Linked DNA regions of Mus musculus: region 2 is linked to region 1. A link is a loop called in an ENCODE intact Hi-C map of the cell type or tissue named here. Cell type or tissue: heart. All regions are shown on one strand. Each heading gives the region's core, and the rest is flanking DNA. Links, peaks and the distances in the headings are about the cores only. Region 1 has its middle 12 kb from the start of Fabp6. Region 2 overlaps C1qtnf2 (C1q and tumor necrosis factor related protein 2).

The links. A loop is a pair of places that touch in the nucleus more often than their neighbours do. Peaks named below come from ENCODE experiments on the same cell type or tissue, not always from the same donor. Only the 100,000 strongest peaks of a DNase experiment are listed, where the experiment ranks them.
Region 2: it touches region 1 in a loop (5-fold over the local background); 17 of 42 quality-filtered maps call a loop at or near these places.

Annotation. Positions count from the first base shown.
Region 1 is chr11:43,608,332-43,617,831 of GRCm38, reverse strand. It overlaps the pseudogene Gm12149. Among named protein-coding and RNA genes, the nearest start is that of Fabp6, 12 kb to the right of the region's middle. In heart, for the core only: a CTCF peak has its summit at 4,541 (motif pointing right); a DNase peak (open chromatin) is centred at 4,571; H3K27ac peaks cover 1,549 bases.
Region 2 is chr11:43,487,882-43,497,381 of GRCm38, reverse strand. C1qtnf2 (C1q and tumor necrosis factor related protein 2) reads right to left here. Exons shown (of 4, transcript NM_026979.5): 4 at 5,857-6,658. The coding sequence ends at 6,045. Among named protein-coding and RNA genes, the nearest start is that of C1qtnf2, 18 kb to the right of the region's middle. In heart, for the core only: CTCF peaks have their summits at 2,165 and 3,198 (motif pointing left); DNase peaks (open chromatin) are centred at 1,601, 3,221 and 4,501; H3K27ac peaks cover 298 bases.

The DNA of each region.
Region 1 (9,500 bases), core at 566-8,565:
AGGGCCCTGGGTCTCCATGTTCTGAACACATGAAAGACTGTGGGCCTTCATTCCCTCCTGCCAGAGTCTTGGGCCCTTCCTCCTCCTCTCATCAACCTGAGAGATGCCGAGTGAACTCCCCACCCAGCCGGGAGGAGGAATGGAAAGCACCTCGCCTATTCTGTGCTTCTCCCCGGGTTCTGGATGCTCCTCTGTGTTCAGATGCTCTCATGCATCCAGACGCTCCCCTGGTGGTCCTGTCTGTGGGATCGTGAAAGGCAGCCTGTTTTCTGGTTGAGCTAGGTTTAAACCCCAGAGACCCAACAGATTAATCTGCTAGGGATGGAAGGCCCGTTTGCCATGCTCCCAGACATAGGCTCCTGACACCATGAGGCCCCCAGCTCCATAATTCTGTGGCCATCAGTCACGTAGGCTGTCTGAACTCCATCCCCCACAGTCACCTGGCAATAGCCAGGTATGCTCCGCCCCACAGTTACCCGGCAACAACAAGGTAGCCCAGCCCACTATAAAAGGGGCTGCTTGGCTCCTCCTCTCTTTCTCTTAAGCTCTTGTTCTCTCACTTTCACCTCTTGCTCTCCTTCTCTCTCTCCCTTCTCCTCTCTCTCCATGTGGCCATGGCCAGCCTCTACTTCTCTACCTTTTCTCTCTCTCTTGTTTTCTACAATAAAGCTCTAAAACCACCGATTGCCTCTTTTCATCTAGACTTGCCATGCTAGCCAGTTGAATAGGCCTTCCCCTAAAGAGCCTCATCTAATCTCTCACAGGAAGGCCTTCCCAGGGTTTACAGCCACCAAACCACACCAAGGGCTCTCCCCCTCAAGGGAACTACCAAGTGCCTTCCCCCAACCCCCTTTTTTCCTTTTGGCCAGGGCCACTGCCACCCCGTGTGTGTGTGGGGGCACCTGTTCTCAGCTCTTCCTGGGTGTCCAGCGACATCCTGCAATGCCCAAGAGCTAGAACCTGTCATCCCTGGACTCTGTGAGGCCTCACCCTGGACTGCTCCCTCTCCAACCCCGAGGACTTCCCACAGCCAGATGACCATCCGGTGGTGGCGGTGTGGAGAGTGTGTGGCAGTCTCCAGTGTCCGAGCTCTGGCGTTTCTCCCATCCTTTTCTTTCCCCACACCTGTCCACCTTGCTTTTTAAATTCTTTAGGGAGCATCAGTATTCATCTCTCCAAACACAATGTAACCAGTTGTCTTACCCTCAAGGTCTTGTTGCCAGGCCTTCCCGCCATGACAGACTGTATCTAATCCAATGGTAAACCAAAGTAAATTTGTTCCTTTAAAAAAAATTCTTTGATTCCTGATCACAGAGCCTTGCTGGTTTTCCTGCTTCTATACTCACTCATTATAGCCTTTATTCTCCACAAAGTAGATGAAGAACCTGTTAAACATGAAAATCCGCTGGTTTTCGTGGCACCTCCTACGTGGCACCTCCTACGTGATCCGCTGTGTTAAGGTGATACCAGCTGCCAAGTGGACGAACAACAGCTTTGTACTGAGGGCATGGCTACAGGAGAAGCTGCTGATACTCGGGGTCAAGAGTGGTGTGGTGGTTTGTATATGCTTGGCCCAGGGAATGGTACTATTAGGAGGTGTGTGGCCTTGTTGGAGGAAGTGTGCTACTGTGGGCCTGGGCTTTAAGACCCTTATCCTAGCTTCCTGGAAGCCAGTCTTTTCCTGTTTGCCTTCAGAACAAAATGTAGAACTCTCAGCTCTTTCTGTACCGTGCCTGCCAGAGCACTGCCAATGCTCCCACCTTGATGATAATGGATTGAACCTCTAAACCCTGTAAGCCAGCTTCAATTAAATGTTGTCCTTATAAGAGCTGCCTCGGTCATGGTGTCTGTTCACAGCAGCAAAACCCTAACTAAGACAAAGGGAAAGGTTATGTGATCTGAACTAGTGGTGGGAACAGCAAATAAGGTTTTCTCATGAAGTAAGGTGTTTTGACCTATGAAGAATGCCCCTTCTGTTCAGTCAGGGCATTGTTGTTATAGACCAAGGCGAGCTGTCTTTGGATACATTACAGATGTCAGTCTGAGTGTTCTCAACTTGGTTATATAAAAGAGGAGAGAAGGATGTTCCCAGACTGGCAGATAAATACTGTGCCTCAGTGGCTGGGGAGCAAAAGAGTTAGTAGAATCCAGCAGCTTTTTAATCTCTCTAAAGAAGATGACGTCCTTGGGCAGGTGAGATGGCTTAGTGATTGGTTAAGAGCATTGGCTGCTCTTCCAGAGGTCCGGAGTTCAATTCCCAGCAACCACATGGTGGCTTACAACCATCTTAAAGGGGATCTGATGCCCTCTTCTGGCCTGTGGATATGCGTGCAGCAGAACACTCATACATTAGATAGATAGATAGATAGATAGATAGATAGATAGATAGATAGATAGATGATGACGTCCTCAATATGTTAATCAGAAAGCCCTTAAACAAAGAAGTGAAGAAGCCCAGGACCAAAGCACTCATAGTTCAGTGTTTTGTCACGCTACCTATTCTGTAACACAAGTACTGGTCTATTACTCCACGGAAGGAATGACACACTGAGAAAAACGAGGAAGAGGAGGAGGAGGAGGCAGCTGTAGAATATGCTAAGCTTTTGGCCAAGAGAATGAAGGAAGCCAAAGGAAAACACTAGGCACAGACTGCCAAGAGATGCAATGTATCTCACTAAAAGTTTCTACTTCTAAGTTTAAGTACAGCCAAAAACAAGTAACAAATAAGTTTTTTAAGAGTAACAAAGGGGCTGGAGAGATGCCTCAGCTGTTAAGAGCACTGACTGTTCTTCCAGAGGTCCTGAGTTCAAATCCCAGCAACCACATGGTGGCTCACAATCATCTGTGATGAGATCTGATGCCCTCTTCTGGTGTGTATGAAGACAGCTACAGTGTACTTATAGATAATAAATAAATAAATCTTAAAAAAAAAAAAAGAGTAACAAAGCCAGGTGGTGGTGGTACAGGCCTTTATTTCAGCAGGGAGGCAGAGGCAGCGGATCTCCGAGTTTGAGGCCAGCCTGAGCTACAAAGGAAGCTGCAGAGCAGCCACAGCTACACAGAGAAATGCTGTTTTGAAAAAACTAAAACAAACAAAAAGTGAAACAAAACCATAACAACTAAATAATCAGACCTGGAGACCTACATAGTGAGTACAAGTTCAACCTGGGCTTCAGTCAAACGTGGTGACTCGGGCCTTGAAAACCAGTCCTTGGGAAACACAGGCAAGACTGTCCTGAAGTTCAAGGTCAGCCTGCTACATAGTGAGTTCCAGGCCAACCGGGGCCTTACGTGAAACCCCGAGTCAGTCAATAAATCAACCAGTCTGTATAAATCTAGGAATGATATCCCCGTGATCAAAGCTGTCTGAGGACCGACCTGGTCTCAGCTGCCCTGTCCACGCAGTCTACCCTCCTGTCACTGTAGCTAATCTCATTTTCCTTTGGCCACCACGCTCTAGCCACACAGGCTTTGCCTCCACCTATGCACGCGGAACGCTACGCTCCCGCTGCCCCAGCTTCTGCGCAAGCTGAACCTTTGCCTGAACCCCCCTGCTTATCCTCACTCTGCATCCACTACACATCACATGGCGTCTACACAGACATGCCGTGTCAGACCAGCTTCTTCCCTCTTTCCCTCCCTGTCTGAAAATGACGTTTTCAAGTATCAGTACACCACCCATTATACACTCCTCCTTCTTACTGGGGACCCAGGCTTGGCCCTGGGCATGCTGGGTAAGTTATCTACCCACTGAGGCCATTCCCAGCCTTTTTATTTCATGATCTGGCTCTTGTTATATGGCCAAATTTAGCAGAACTAATCGTTCTGCCTCTGTCTCATAAATGCTGGGTTACAGGGACACATCACCACTTTCTTTTGGGGGAGTTTCATTTAGCCCAGTAAGGCCTCAAACTCAGTATAGAGCCAAGGTCAACCGTGAACTACTGATTCCTCCTGTGTTCTAGGGTTACTGGTTAATACCGACATACTGGCTCCTTCCTCATCCTTCCGTTTGGACAAGGTCTGACAGGAAGTTTCTGCATAGCCCAGGGTGGCCCCTCCCTATCTCTATAACCTAGCTGTGGCCTATCTTTGCTGTACCCATAAGGGCCTACAGTTTGGCACACACATTAGACACTTAACATGTGTTTATTGAGTAGACAAATGAACAAGGACTTCCTCGGTGGTCTCCAGAGATCTTTGGTGTGTTGGCTCTGCATGCCATTGGCAATATTGGCATGTCTTGCTCTGTGGTGTGTGTGACCTGGTCACAGTCAAGTGATGAAGACAGTGGTATGTGTGTGGAGGAGGCAAGAAGTCTTTGAGGCAAAAGAGAAGCATGTCCGGGCTGAAGATGCTTGGGGACTCTTTACACTTTCCACGTGATACTTAGAAGAGCACTTTCCTCTTTGCAGCCATCTCCGTGGCTCTTTTGTGGGGATCCGGTTGTTGCTATTACGAGGCTGGCTTTTCTGGGCTAGTGCCTGGTACTCTTATCCTGAATCTCCCTGGTCAGGTTATATGAAGGTGATCACTAGGGGGCGCTCCAACTCACAGTATCTGTCTCCAGGGCTGCCAGCTGCCTGGGAGGCGTGCTGTCTTTGTTTCTGAGGCCTTTCTTCCTCTGTCTCTCCTCTCTCCAGGGTTTTCCTCTTCTACTTTACCCTCAGCCCTTCTCCTCAGTCTCTGTCAGCACATATAGGTTGGCCCCATCCTGGGATCCGTGCCAGTGTGACACAGAAAGACAGACATGGAATCGACCTGCTCACTTGAGTGCTCACAGCATAACAATTTCCCTTAAGCCAGAAGGACAGTGATGCTTCCTGGGAGGCCTGCCTAGGGGAAACGGAAAGGGAGACTTGCTCCACTTAACCCTGGGGCTCCACAACCCTACCCACAGCCACTTGGCTGTCTGACTGAGCACCGACCCAACATCTCTCTTTCCGAGACAGAAGATGAGGGAAAATAAGGCTGCTTTATCTCACTGAAGGATAAACTAAGGCTCCAGCCCAAAGTGGAAACGTGGTGCTAAACAGGTTCAAATACTGCTGTTAAATGAGCCTGGACAGGTCTCTTAACCTCTGAGCATGATGTATTAGGGCTGTGAATGCTTATACCTGTGCCTGGGGTTAGTCTATAGGCCCATGACCAGCTAAGGTAGAACTGGAACCATACCCCTATCTTTTGACTCTCAGGCAGAAACTCTTTTGGGTAGAGAGCACTGGAAACAGGATGTGCACTCTGGTCTCTTCTTTGGGGAGCGGTCTCTGTGCCAGGCAAAGCCACAGGAACTCCCGTCCTTAGTTCCTTAGGGACATTATCTGTCTTTGTGCCATAGACTTCTCTGGGACGTCCTAGAGAAGCACAAGTCTGTCTGGGATACATTATTAATGTCAACCTGAGCATCCTCAACTTGGTTATATAAGAGAGGAGAGAGCAATGTTCCCAGACTGACAGATACTGCTGTGCCTCTGCGGTTGGGGAACAGAAGAGCTAGCCGAATCCAAAAGCTTAGCAAACTCTCTAAAGAAGATGACGTCCACCAACGCGTTAGTCAGAAAAGCCTTAAACAATGAAGGGCACTCGGGAGGCAGAGGCAGAGGCAGGCAGATTTCTGAGTTCGAGACCAGCCTGGTCTACAAAGTGAGTTCCAGGACAGCCAGGGCTATACAGAGAAACCCTGTCTCTAAAAACAACAACAACAAAAACCTTCTGACCATGCTAATGTCTCCCCACTTGCAGCTCGGGTGGTAGGAAGGAAGAGATGGTTTCAAACACTGTTGAGGTAGGGGTAAGGGGCGCACTGGTGGAACCCTCACAGAGAAGCTCTGCTAGTGACCTCTGACCTAGTTGTTCTGTCTGAGGGGATTGAGCCTACAGACAGACTCTCAGAGATAGAAATAAAACAGTGACCTTTCCAGCTACCATTTTACTCACATAACAGAATACTCAAAGTCAGGCATGGTGGTGCACTCCTACAACCCTAGTATTAAGGAGGTGGAACAGGGCCAACCTTGGCTACACAGAAAGTTCGAGGCTAGCCTGGCTACAAGAGACCCTGTCTCAGAAATGAAGATAAATCCCCTTTTTCTCCTCACCAGGATCAAATCTCCCCTGCCCCCAATGACCATTGTATCACTTTTTTCCCTCCCTTCCCCTTCCCTCCCTTGTCCTCCCTTCCTCCCCTCCCCCTCCCCTCCCCTCCCCTCCCCTCCCCTCCCTCTCCCCCCCCCCCATAAAAGAACACACTACATAGCCCAGGATGGCCTTGAACTTAACTCGATCCTCCTGCCTTAGCCTCCCAAGTGCTGTGATTATAAGCGTACACCACCACATTCATGCCTGGCTTTCTTTCTTTTTCTTTTATTTTTATTTTCTCCATCTTCTCGTCTCACTCTCACATTTATCTTCTTCCCAATCCTCTTTTAATTAAAAACAATTTTAAAAATTAGATTTCATCATTTTTATTTTGTTTATGAATGTTTTACCTCCACATGTACGCATCTGCATCGTATGTGTGCTTGGTGCCCTGGAAGGTCAGAAGAGGGCATTGGGTCACCTAAAACTGGAGTTACAGAGAGCTGTGCACCATCTGGGTGCTGGGATGGAACCTGAGTCCTTTGCAAGAACAAGTGGTCTTAACTACTGAACCATCTTTTTCTCCCTTTTAATTTTTTTTAAAATTAAAAAAAAACATTTGAAGTGTGTGTGTGTGTGTGTGTGTGTGTGTGTGTGTGTGTGTGTACACGCATGCATGTATACATGCATGAGGTCAGAGGATAACTTATGGGAGTCTGTCCTCTCCACCATGTGGGACCTGGGCATTGAACTCAGGCTTGGTGTTAAGTGTATTGTCTTTTGGCCTCTCCTTCCTAGTTTTAGGCACATTTTCATTCTGTTGGCCAAGTAGGCTTCAAACCTGTGCCACTTCCACTCAACCTCCTGAGCACTTGGAGGACCGGTCCTGCGGGACCACACCCGGTACCACTGTATTTCCTTATTCCAGAACACATGGTGGTGAACGTGAAGAAGCCTTTCCCAGGCAGGAGGCCTCACCCTGCTAGCATCCTTGAGCTCTGACTTCCTGCTCTGAGAGGGGAGATGGGGGTAAGGAGTTTTACAGCATCGTGGGTGGGGAAGAATGGGGGCAGGAAGGGGGTAATAGCTGCAAAGCTTTCCCACTGGCTGCTAGGCCTGGAATGAAAGTGATACGGACATCTTCTTTCCTGCTCGAATGGTGTTTCTGATGGGTGTGACAAGGGCAGGATCTTCCGCTTGGCTGGGGACCCAAGGCCTCCCAGTGAAGGGCAAGATCCTCGTAATGATTAGTTCGTTACATCGTCTAAGACTTGCTCTCAGGGATCCTAGCCAAGAAAGACTCTGCTAATGAGGGTCAGCCCCGTGAACTTCCTTTACTAAGCTTGCATACATTTCCTTTCTCTTCATGCTATAGCCTCTAGCTCAGGACAACAGAGAGACCTGTATGTGTGCATCTCCTTATGTGTAGAGGCAGACACAGTTCTTCACTCATGCCCAAACAGGCCTGTCTGCTAAACAAACAAGTGCACACTCACATACAACACCCACATAGACATCTCCCGTTGAGCGCACACTTTCAGACACATGGTGTGCCCAGACAGCCACCCTGATGTTCAGTACAATTTCCCACAGTGGCAGTTGCCAAAGGTAGCCGCCAGTGAGTCTAGTATATTCCCTACCATCTGCCAATAAGAAAAAAATAATCTATTCTCCTCCTCTTGAGGGTTTGTGGAAGCAATGCTCTGACATTTCTGCACCCATGCTTAAAGAGGACTGAGAGGGGGTCATCTGTGAATGAGTCCAGTTAGCCCGGTGCTGCCATGTTGGAAGGAAGCCCCAGCTAGTCACATGAAGAGAGAGGGGAGCCACACTGAGGAGCACTGGTATGCTGGGCACCTGAGTGGAGCCAGCCCAGCTGCTACTCATCAAACCCATGGGGTGCCATCTGACTGTCCAGCTACACCCTTATCAAATTCTTGATCTTTTAGAATTATTCAGAATGTTTTTGAGACTCGTGTTATATATTCTCCAGGCTGGCCCTTGTGGTCAAGGATGACCTAGAACTCGTGAACCTCCTGCCTGCACCTTGTCAGCACTCAGGTTTTAAGCTTGCACTACCCTGCATCCAGGGCTTTACTGAATGCCAGGCAAGCTCTCTATCAAGTGGGCTATCAAAACCCAGCCCTCAGAAATAGGCATTGTTATGTAGTCCAGAGTGGTCTGAAACTCTTAGCAATGCTCCTGTTTGAGCCTCCCAAGCACTGAGATTACAGGCATGAACTACCATGCCTAAATCAGGACTACCCCATACCTACATGAGAACTCTCTGTCTCCCAAAAGTACTCCCGGGCTATTAGCCATTACATAATGTAATCAGGGAGCCTTTGTAAGACTTGGTATACCATTTGAAGTTTCAGCATATAAAATTATGAGCAAAGTACATTTCCTTTCTTTTTAAGTTACCTAGCCTCTGGTATTTTGTTATAGCAATTGAAAAATATACAATATACAGTGCAAGAAAAACACCTGGATAAACTATTAGAAAGGGCTCATGTGGAACTATGAGACACACACACACACACACACACACACAATCATAGTTGGCAAGAAACGAGAAGTAAGCTGCAAAGAGAATCAGTGGGTATGGGTTCTGGAAGTCAGTTGCCTCACCTCTGTGAACCTCAACCTCCTTATCTGTCAAAGGGGCTCATTGATAGCAAATGATGTAATCTGATGATTAGATGAGATAAGCTATCTCTGACTGCTCTGTGGACTGTGCTATGCATCACCTTTCAGCCTGGAACAGCATTTCAAATACGAAAGCATCTCTCCCAATGTTAGATAGAGATCTAGGCCTAAAGTAGCAGACAGGGGGGTGGGATGTGTAGCCTATGGGGATAGGGCCTTCTGGATGACTTTAAAACACACTGACCTTCAGGTACCCCAAAGAAAGAGGAATATAGGAGTTTCCAGGCCACTTCTTGGCATTATCTGCATGTCCAATCCTTTCCATAATTTAGCTGCCTGCCCTACATAATTACTCTTCTTTGCATCTGAGCTTAGAGCAATAGTAGTTCCCAGTAACTAGAGGCTTAATAAGGCTAAGTCATAATAAGTGTCCTGCAGAATTACACACTGCATTAACACCAAATGAGTTCATTAGAAATTCATTAGGCATGATTCCTGTGGCTGCCACAGGAATTAATCACGGTTAGCCAGCGGCAGGAAAGTGGGTGAGGGATAATTACACACAGAGTGGGAAGATCCTTTGGCATCTGACTTTGGCCTGAAGCAGTGGTTTCCCAGAGTTGTAGATCGTTTTAGGTGTAAGTTTGTATTGGAGGTTACTTGTATGTTGTTGGACCTGCCTTCACACTTCCTCCTCCCTCTCTGATGTAGGATCTGCAGATACAGAGTTAGGTCACCTTCTCTTTTAGCTCTGATTGCAAAAGGTGAACTTG
Region 2 (9,500 bases), core at 920-8,919, 120 kb after region 1:
ACGTTCCTAGGCTGCATTGTACCCTGGGGTGGGGTGGGTTGAAAGTTGGGGTGTTCCTCAACTCTCCTTGGGACTACCAGGAATCCCCAAGGCCAAAGTTGCCTTGTGGAGTCTGCTTCAGAGTCTTGAAGTAGGGATTTTTCACACCCACCCACCCACCCAATCCTAACCTGCTTTTGAATGAAGAGGAGGCTGAGGCTCATACAGCTTTTCTTTGGGGCGCTGCATTCATTAGTCACCTGGCTCTGGGGTTAGACTGACTTGGACTGGGCTGGCCGTTCTGCTGCTTCTCTACTGGGTGACCTCTACCAATTTCCTGACTCTCTGTCCTCATCCATCAAAGTGCATCATAGAATACACTTATATGTCATTCTCAAGGGCAAGTGTTTTAATCTGTGAAAGCTCATGCGCAAGGCTGAGCTATGGAGAACTTCTGTCAGTACCTGCTTTGATTGTTCTGGCTTCTTAAGGCTGAGCACTCTGGTAGACGGCCTTGCCTCAGGCTAGGTTGAACTGTTCTTAAAACCACAGGAGTGACCTCCAAACCCACTGTCTTAGTTAGGGTTTTACTGCTGTGAACAGACATCATGACCAAGGCAACTCTTATAAAGATCAACATTTAAATGAGGCTGGCTTACAGGTTCAGAGGTTCAGTTCATTGTCATCAAGGCAGGAACATGGCAGCATCTAGGCAGGCATGGTGCAGGAGGAGCTGAGAGTTCTACATCTTTATCTGAAGGCTGCTAGCAGAATACTGGCTTCCAGGCAGTTAGGATGAGGGTCTTAAAGCCCACACCCAGAGTGACACACCTGCTCCAACAGGGCCACACCTACTCCAGCAGGGCCACACCTTCTAATAGTGCCACTCCCTGAGTAGCATATACAAACCGCCGCATCTGCATGCAGTCAGGTGGGTGGCATACACCGCTTGCCCACTTAAACTCATTCTATGGTTTCTGCTACTCTCAGGGTCAAGGTGTGTGCCTTCCATTTGCCATCTCAGCCTTTGAAGTGGAGCTCAGCTGATGGTGTGCTTCATCTTGCTCCACCCTGAGGAGAGAGGTGGGGTCTTTGATTCCTTCCACACTTTGTCTCCCACAGGGCTTTTGCATGTAAAAAAAAAAAACCCTACTCTGCAACAAATGCCTTTTATCCCTGGACCCTCTGCCTCACTCCCACTTCCCCCCAGCTCCGTTGTGACTACCAGTAAAGTGTGCCCTACACCTTGTCAGACAAAGCCTCTTATTGCCATTCGTGTGGACATCTTGCTTGTATTTGTGTGACTATTTTCCCGATGTCTGTCTCCTGTATCCAGTCCTAAGCTCACCTCAGGGTCCCCCGTGCCTAAGGTGAAGCTTGGCACATAGATGCAATTCAGTAAATATTTGTTGAATGCAAACTTGGCCAAGTCTAGCAGCCATTTAGGGGCTACTCTTCAGAAGCCCTGAAAGCCATTTGCCCACAGGGCTTAGCCAAGGGATGGTGGGTCAGCTGAGAAGATGGCCCGCTCTCTGGGTGAATGCCTTAGTCTTTGATCTCAGAGACCTCCATGTGCAGCTCTGCTTGTGTAGTAAATGACTCACCCTAGGAAACCATGCTGGAGGGTTGCCAGCCTCAGCGGGAAGATTCTGTGTGAGGCAGACACAAGAAGCTGGCTGTGGTGATGACGGCATCAGCTCTGATCTTGTCTTTAAATTAGCACTAATGTGAGGGGAAAAAATTAGGAAGTAGATGAAGAATGTCTTAAATGTGGGGTGGGGGAGGGTGTGGCATTTTCCCTGAGCTATCTGTGGCCTTTTCTGGAAAGTTCTTTTTAGGCTTCTGTTTCTACAGCAGGGAAAGGGTATAGCTCTTGAAGAGTGAGGGAGCTACACTAACGTAGGGTCTCCTGTCATCAGACCCATGTGCAAGGAGCTGGGTCTGTGACTCTCAGACTATGGAATCAGAGGGTCCCAAGGAGAGGCGAGCCACTGCTCTGAAAGCCTGGGTAGGTTGTGGTACCAAATGGCTTCAAAGGTCTGACCTGAGACCCCCTCGGAACCAACTCTATCCTACTCAGAAACTTGTCAAAGCCTAGACAGTTCTGGTTTATCAGGCTCCTCCCGCTGGGAAGCATGGGGTAGACAGACCTGCTCACAGGGGCCCCCTATCTGTGGTCTCTGCTTCCCCGTGTCTATGAAGTGAGGTTGGTGGTCTTGGAAGCTGCTGACAATAGTGTGAACTGTGGAGCAGTCCGCACACATCAAAGGCGGCCTGCTGCCAGTGTTCAGTAAACGTTGCCGCCATTTCTAGTGTAGCTCAGGAGATTTGACAGTGATTTGTTATAACAGAAGTCTTCACTGAGGGGTGGGAAGATGGCTCAGTGTGTAAAAGCATTGGCCAGAAAAGCAGGTTAGGGGCAGAAAAGGCCCTAAATACAGATTTTCCCCAAACTCACATACAAGCCTGGCATGCATGAACACAAGTCTGTCACTCTAGTTCTATTGGGGACAGAGACAGGAGGATTGCTGGGGATTGTCAGTCATCAGCAGAGATCCAAGTTCAGTGACAGATTCGGACTCAAGGGAATAAGATGAGAAATGGTAAATCAGGACACCCGCTATTTTTCTCTGGCCTCAGTGTGTGCATGCGTGTACACACACACACACACACACACACACACACACACACACACACACGTCTTCAGTAGAAGCAGAGGCCTGAGTGTGGAGATTTAGACGCTGGCTGATTCCCTCAGCAATGCTACTCATTGTGCGTGTGTTGTCGTCCTTTCCTGACTGCTTTGAAGAGAGAGAGAGATCAACATTTGATGCCTACATTGGTCCTGAGATCTTCTGGCCCAGCCGTTCATTTTGCTGAAGTCACAAACGTTATCACCCAAACCACACAGGGGACCCCAAGACACTCAGGACTGGACCCCGTTCTTGCTTAACAAGAGCTGGTACTCCTGCCCCATCTCAGGCTGGTCTCTGACACAAACAGGGAGCTCAAAACTCTGTCCCAAGTGCAGATGTCTGGAAAAGGTGAGACTGATTTTATTCCTTTTCTTTCTTTTTCTTTTTTCCCAGCACAAGATCACAGCCACCCTAGAACCCTGGCCTGAGACTCTCCCTTTTGTCTTGGGCTCTGAGGCTAGGAAACTGTCTGCTGCAGAGGCCTGCTGGTTTTTCCAGCCCCCTGTGGCTTATTGGAGGTTTGTGCGGTAGGTGTGCTCCCTCTAGTGGCACAAGTAAGAATTACATGCAGCCCGGAAGCCGTTTCTTCCTATTATGGTGGGGGTGAAGAGTGGGGTGGGGATAGGAGAGAGTGGGTTGGGGCTGGGGGGCTGGGGAGCTGGGGAGGCTGGGGGGGTGGTTGTCAAGCCTCCAATGTAACTTTGATGCATTCTGTACTTGTAGAACCGACTCGCCCCCACCCCCGCACTGTCTCTCCTTTACCTCACCCTAATTCCAGCCCTGTCAATCCCAACTTTGACTTTTGCTCTTTGTTTTTGTATTAATCTTGATTTACTAACATTCTCTATTAAAATATTATCTGTATATATTATTGAGTCTTTGGTCATCTTTTAAAATTTGTGTCTGAGATGGGTGTCAGACTTCTCCCCTGCCATAATTTTGATCATCAACCTGCAGAGGAAAAGCCCTTATGTAAACGGAGTACAACACGCACTTGCCAGGGGAGACCTAAGGTCTGTCTGTCAGTGTGGGCTGGAAGCTCTCTGCACTGTCATGATCAGAGGTGGGGTTCTCCAGGCTGCTTCAGAAGGGGGTAGCTGCCCTTCAAAGAATGCACTGAACTGGGGTCTGGTGGCACAGGCCTTAATCCCAGCAGGCGGACTTCTTTGAGTTCCAGGCCAGCCCAGTTGACAGAGCAAGTTCCAGGACAGCAGGACTGCACAGAGAAACCCTGTCTCGAAAACCGTGAGGCGGGAAGCTGCTTTTCAAAGAGTGTATTGAAGGAGAGAGAGCCTTTGGATTAAAGGCTCACCAAGTTCTAGGTCTTCTTCAGTACCTACATAAAGGGAAGACCGCAAACAGGCCCAGCTTCTCAAGGCATTCAAGAAGCCACAGACAGGACTAGGAACGAGGGTCTTACCATGTAGCCCTAGCTAGCCTGGCATTTGTTATGTAGATCAGGCTATCCTCCAACTCACAGAGATTCACCTGCCTCTGCCTCCTGAGTGCTGGGATTCTCATCATCATGCCTGGTTTAAAAAAAATTTTTTTTTTAGAGAAAGGAAAAGAAAAAACTGTTTACAAATGAAGGTGCCAGTCCATCTCAGAGGCTGACCCTTCTGCGGGGACCCCGGGCAGAACCCCTGCCCACCTGTTGATCTGTTTGGGCCACAGAGTACTGCCTGGTTTCTAGACACTTACCCACCCCATTGCATTTGTGGTGGACTCAGTGAGAATGATTAAATAAACCTTATTTTGTTAGCACTGGGCCCACGCTTCCCAGGACCAGCCCATGCCCTACCTGTTGTTCCATGAGTATCCACCAGGGGGCAGTGAGCGCAAGCTGCTTGAATGTTTGACCCTATCAGATAGGAAAATCTCTAAGCGTTGATCATGGGCTTACCGCATTCTGGCATGGAGGCTTCTTTAGCCCTGTATTCTGAAAACACCTGACCAGGGTAGACTCATCTCAGTGCTATTCATTCCTGCCACCAGGCACGCAGTGAAACCCTGCTCTTCATCACCGACCGAGCAGTGGGCCAGCAAATAATAATAAAAAGCCTGGGTCCTTGATGAACAGCGCTTACATTCTGAGGAGGCTCAGGATTACCCCATTGTAATGTCATACTCCCTCTGCATACTGGTAAATTAATACTCTTTTTCTTTTTTCTTGAGAAAGTTTCACCCTTAGCCCAGACTGGCTTTGAACTCAATGCAATCCTCCTGCCTCAGCCAGCAGAATGCTGGAGTTACAGGCAGAAGCTAAAGCAGCTTTCTAATAGGAAGGAACATGATTATGAGGGTCTTTGTGATCTTCCACCCTCACAAGTCTCAAGTCTCTTCTTCTTAACTGCCCAATTCTTCTGGCTTCAGTCAGTTCCTAAAGAGCACCCAGCTCTTCCCTGTGTAGAGAGGGCATTTGTACCGGCGACCAGGTCATTTTGCTCGAAGAACATTCCTTTCAGGTTCTCCTGTTGCCCTGTGTCCTGCTTCAGAGCCCAGCTCCTCTGTGCACTCATGGGCTCTGATTTACAATTCTTTGACCTACGGATTTTTGACTTTGGAAGGTATAAATATAACACACGTTCAGCAGGAACTGCCTGGAATTTTGATCTTTCCCCTCACTGTCCCTGTGTAGGACATTGGCTTTTGCAACAGTGACAGTAGGCAACCTGTCAGGGTGAACAATTGCTCTTCTGTGTGCCATGTGGCTGGGCCCCAATGCTCACTTTTGAATGTATCTTTAACTGAGCAATATTTTAAAACTTATTGTGTTTTAAACGCAATCCCAACGGAAGCAGAGGAGTAGCTGTGTCCTGGTTGAAGGAATCTCAGAGAGCTATGAGAGATGGGGGTGGAGGGTGGGGTATGGGGGTGGGAGCAGGGGTCGGAAGAGTGGTAGTTGTCCCCCCACCCCCATCTATGTAGTGGTACAGGGTACACATGTAAGTCAAAATCCATGTTTTCCACGTAAAATGTATGTCTGCATGCAAGTAGACTTAAGAGATGAACTCTATATTAAATAAACATGTCAGCTATGTCCCTATGGCCATTTATATAATTTGCTCTTTATTTGTGAATTGTATTTCCGGGAGGATAGGCACTCTGTCTTCCCACTGGTGTATGTACCTCATGGAGTATAGCCCAGTGCTGGTTACTCAACAGATACTAAGACCATTGGTGATGGACAGAGAAATAGATGAATCAATAGCTTGGATTTAATGATTTCTTTTTTAAGCAGCAATAGAGGAGGCCTGCCTGGGAATAAAAGATCCCAAGATTGTCAGTCCACAGCCCCAGTCGAGGGATCTTCCTCCAGGCACCCACGCAGACTCTTAGTCCCTACCTCAAGGCTCAACCCCGGCTTGTCTATACCTCGTTGGGGTCTCCTTGGTCAGCGTAGATGAGGAAGCCGGTGAACAGGCTGTCGGTCCAGTAAGGGTCGTAGAAGAGGCCATTCTGCTCTGAGTAGAAGATCTGCAGCCAGACTTCATCACCCTCCTTGAGAGCTAGGATGGTGGAGCCCGAGGCCACGTCGTGGTTGCCCGTGTTGGCATCAAAAGTCCGAATGCGGTACTGACCATTGTGCACCAGGCCGATGGCCAGGTGTTTGTTGGCCAGCGTAATGTCATAGGTAAAGTAATAGATCCCCGGCACGCTGCAGACGAACTTGCCACTGGACGCGTTGTAGTGGCCACCCTCGTTCATCAGAATCTTGTCAAACTTGATAGGCAGTCGCTCGCGTGGGTAGCTCTTGGTTACCGCCACGGAAAAGGCCGACTTGGCTCGGCTACTGCCGCAGCTGCAGGGGCCTGGGAGGCCAGGCTCCCCTTTTTTGCCCTTAGGTCCCTTCTTGCCCGGTGTGCCATGCTTCCCGGGGGTACCACTGACCCCCTTGGGTCCTCGAGGGCCAGCTCTGCCAATGGCCCCAGCTTTGCCCTTTGGTCCTTGTTTTCCACGGTTGCCTGTCCTGCCAGGTGGACCTGGAACACAGAATAGTTGGTTTTATAAGGGACGTGTAAGAACCCGGCAGAGCCCTGGGGTGGAGAGAGGAGAAGGCTGTGGAGCACGTGGAAGGTGCTGGTAACACAGCCCGAGGCACTTCTCCTCTTGGTCTTTTCTGGAAAAACCAGGGTTTTGATGTGTTTAGTAGCGCTGGGAATCAGAGCAGAGGGGCAATTCACTGGGCTGGGGATGCAGCTCGGTTGGTAGAGTGTTTGCTTAGTATGTGTGAACTCCTGGGTCCAATCCCCATCACAGTAGAAAACTGGACATGGTGACAAACTCCAGCAATCCTAATGCAGCCCTAGTACTCTCTCTCTCTCTCTCTCTCTCTCTCTCTCTCTCTCTCTCTCTCTCTCTCTCTGTCTCTCTCTCTCTCTCTCTCTCTCTCTCTCTCTCTCTCTCTGTGTGTGTGTGTGTGTGTGTGTGTGTGTGTGTGTGTTTGGGGGCAGGGGTGTAGGGATCAGGAGTCCAAGATCATCTTGGCTTCACAGTGAGTTTGAGGCCAGCCTGGACTATGTGAGACTCTGTCTCAAGGAAAACAAAAAGAAGGAGGTGGATTCTCATGTTTCACAAAGACAGCTATGGTGCACACTGAAGGGAAACAGCAGCAGGTGCCAGAAACTTCCAGGTGTCAAGGAAACACCAATGCTATTGATTCCTGTGTTCTTCAGTGCACAGGACAGTGCTGGGCACACACCGTCTCAATGTTAAACATCGGTTGGCAGATCCTGCAGACCATCCCTAGATGTTTGCTCAGGAACCACTTTGTGGTTTTTAATACGGAGTTTTCATAAAATACACACTTTCCTACGAACAGCATCTTTGTGCCAATGGTTGTATTGGAAACATTTATACTTATGATCCTTTAACAACAACAGTCTCATGTAGCCTAGGGCTGGTGTGAACACACTACAAAACCAAGGCTGGCTATAGCCTGCTGACCCCTTCCTTACCCCCGAATGCTGGGATTCTGGTGTGAACCACACACATGGGAGGGGGCTTGTGCTCTATCTTAACATAGCCATGCTTGGTCTGAATGGCAGGGTTGCATGCAAAGTCATGCCAATTGCCCATCGAAGGCCTTGTTTCTGAGAGATGCTGGTACTCGTGAACATCTGAGATTGGCAGACACAGGGCAACGATGTGGAGGATAGGGAGACATTTTAGGAATGTTATGCCTTGACAAGGCACTTTGTTTCTGTTAAGTATGTAGTATGTTGGCATTTCACTATGTGACGGCTAATCTTGGTTGTCAATTTGATTGGAGAGGAATCAGCCAGGAGACGCGCCTCTGGGCAGGCCTGTGAGGGAAGGATTAACTGAATGAGGAAGAAGGTGTCCTAGAATGGACAGCACCTTCTGACGGTGTCCCAGATACAAAGAGATCTATCTTTGGGAAAGGCTGTTGCCACAGCCGCCATCAGATTGGGATTGCTGAGGTGGCCCGCCTCGTGGACTGAGCAGCCGCTGAGTTCTCCGCTTTCCCACCATGCAGATGGTCATTTTGGACTATCTGACCCATCCTCTGTTTGCAACTGTTGCAGTCAACAAAGCTGGAAGAAGTTCAAGTTCCAAAGAGCTCTTTAATAATCAGACATAGAGATGCGGAACTTGAAGTTTGTTCTGCTGGTTTCTGGTTTTCAGTCTCGCTTGGGCCCAGCATTTCCTCACTAACCCCCCTGTCCTCCCATTTGGAATAGTCATGTATATTCCGTGTGCCTTGTATATTGGAAGTCTGTGGGCCGCTTTTTTAAATTTTGATTTTACAGGGGTTGCAAGGTTACAAGAGATGGCCTTGAGTCTCACAAGAGACTTTGGACTTTTAAACAGTTTTAAGACTGATAGACGATGGGGACTGTTGAAGTTGGACTGAATGCATTTTGTGTTAGGATATGGCTCCAAACCTGTGGGGGCCACAGAGTGGAATGTGGTGGTTTGAATGAGAATGGCCCCCATAGACTAAGGGGCTAGGAGGCGTGTCACTAGGGATGGGCTTTGAGGTTTCAAAAGCTCACTCCCAGCCTCTCTTTCTCTCTCTCTCTCTCTCTCTCTCTCTCTCTCTCTCTCTCTTTCTCATAATGGACTAAGACTCTAAAACTGCCATCAAGCCCCCACTTCAATGCTTTATTTTATTTTGTCTTTTGTTTTTGTTTTGTTTTGATTTTTCGAGACAAGGCTTCTCTGTATAGCCCTGGCTGTCCTGGAACTCACTTTGTAGACCAGGCTGGCCTCAAACTCAGAAATCCTCCTGCCTCTGCTTAAAGGCGTGCGCCACCACTGCCCAGCCCAGTGCTTTCTTTGTTAAGAGTTGCCTTGGTGTCTTAGTAAGGTTTCTATTGCTAGGACAACACCATAAGAAAAGTAATTTGGGGAGAAAGGATTTTGGTGCAATACAGTTAGGAAAGGGTAGGAGCTTCTACCTCCGGCTGGGTGGTCTGCTTCCTTCTTTGTTACCACCTGAAAGGCTTCAGGAGAAACACTGACTCTCCTTCTGGAAACCTTTCTAGAGATGGGTTTACATTTGTTGGTTGGGGGCGTGGCTAGATCTCATCCTGCTCCTGTTGCTAGGTGACCTGGAGTTGATTGGGTTACACACACCACACTGCTCCATTTCTACCTCTGCACACTGCCTTCTTTAGTTGTCACTTGACCTCTGGCAGGAGAGATAACTCAAAGAATCCCAGACCTGTTCCCCTCTTGTTCCTGATCAAGGAAAGTGGTTGACCCAGAGACCATCTCCCATGGGATCCACAGGCAAATAAATCCCCAGGAAGGCTCTGGCAAGGCCCTGCTTGACCAGAATATGTCACAGGGTCAAAG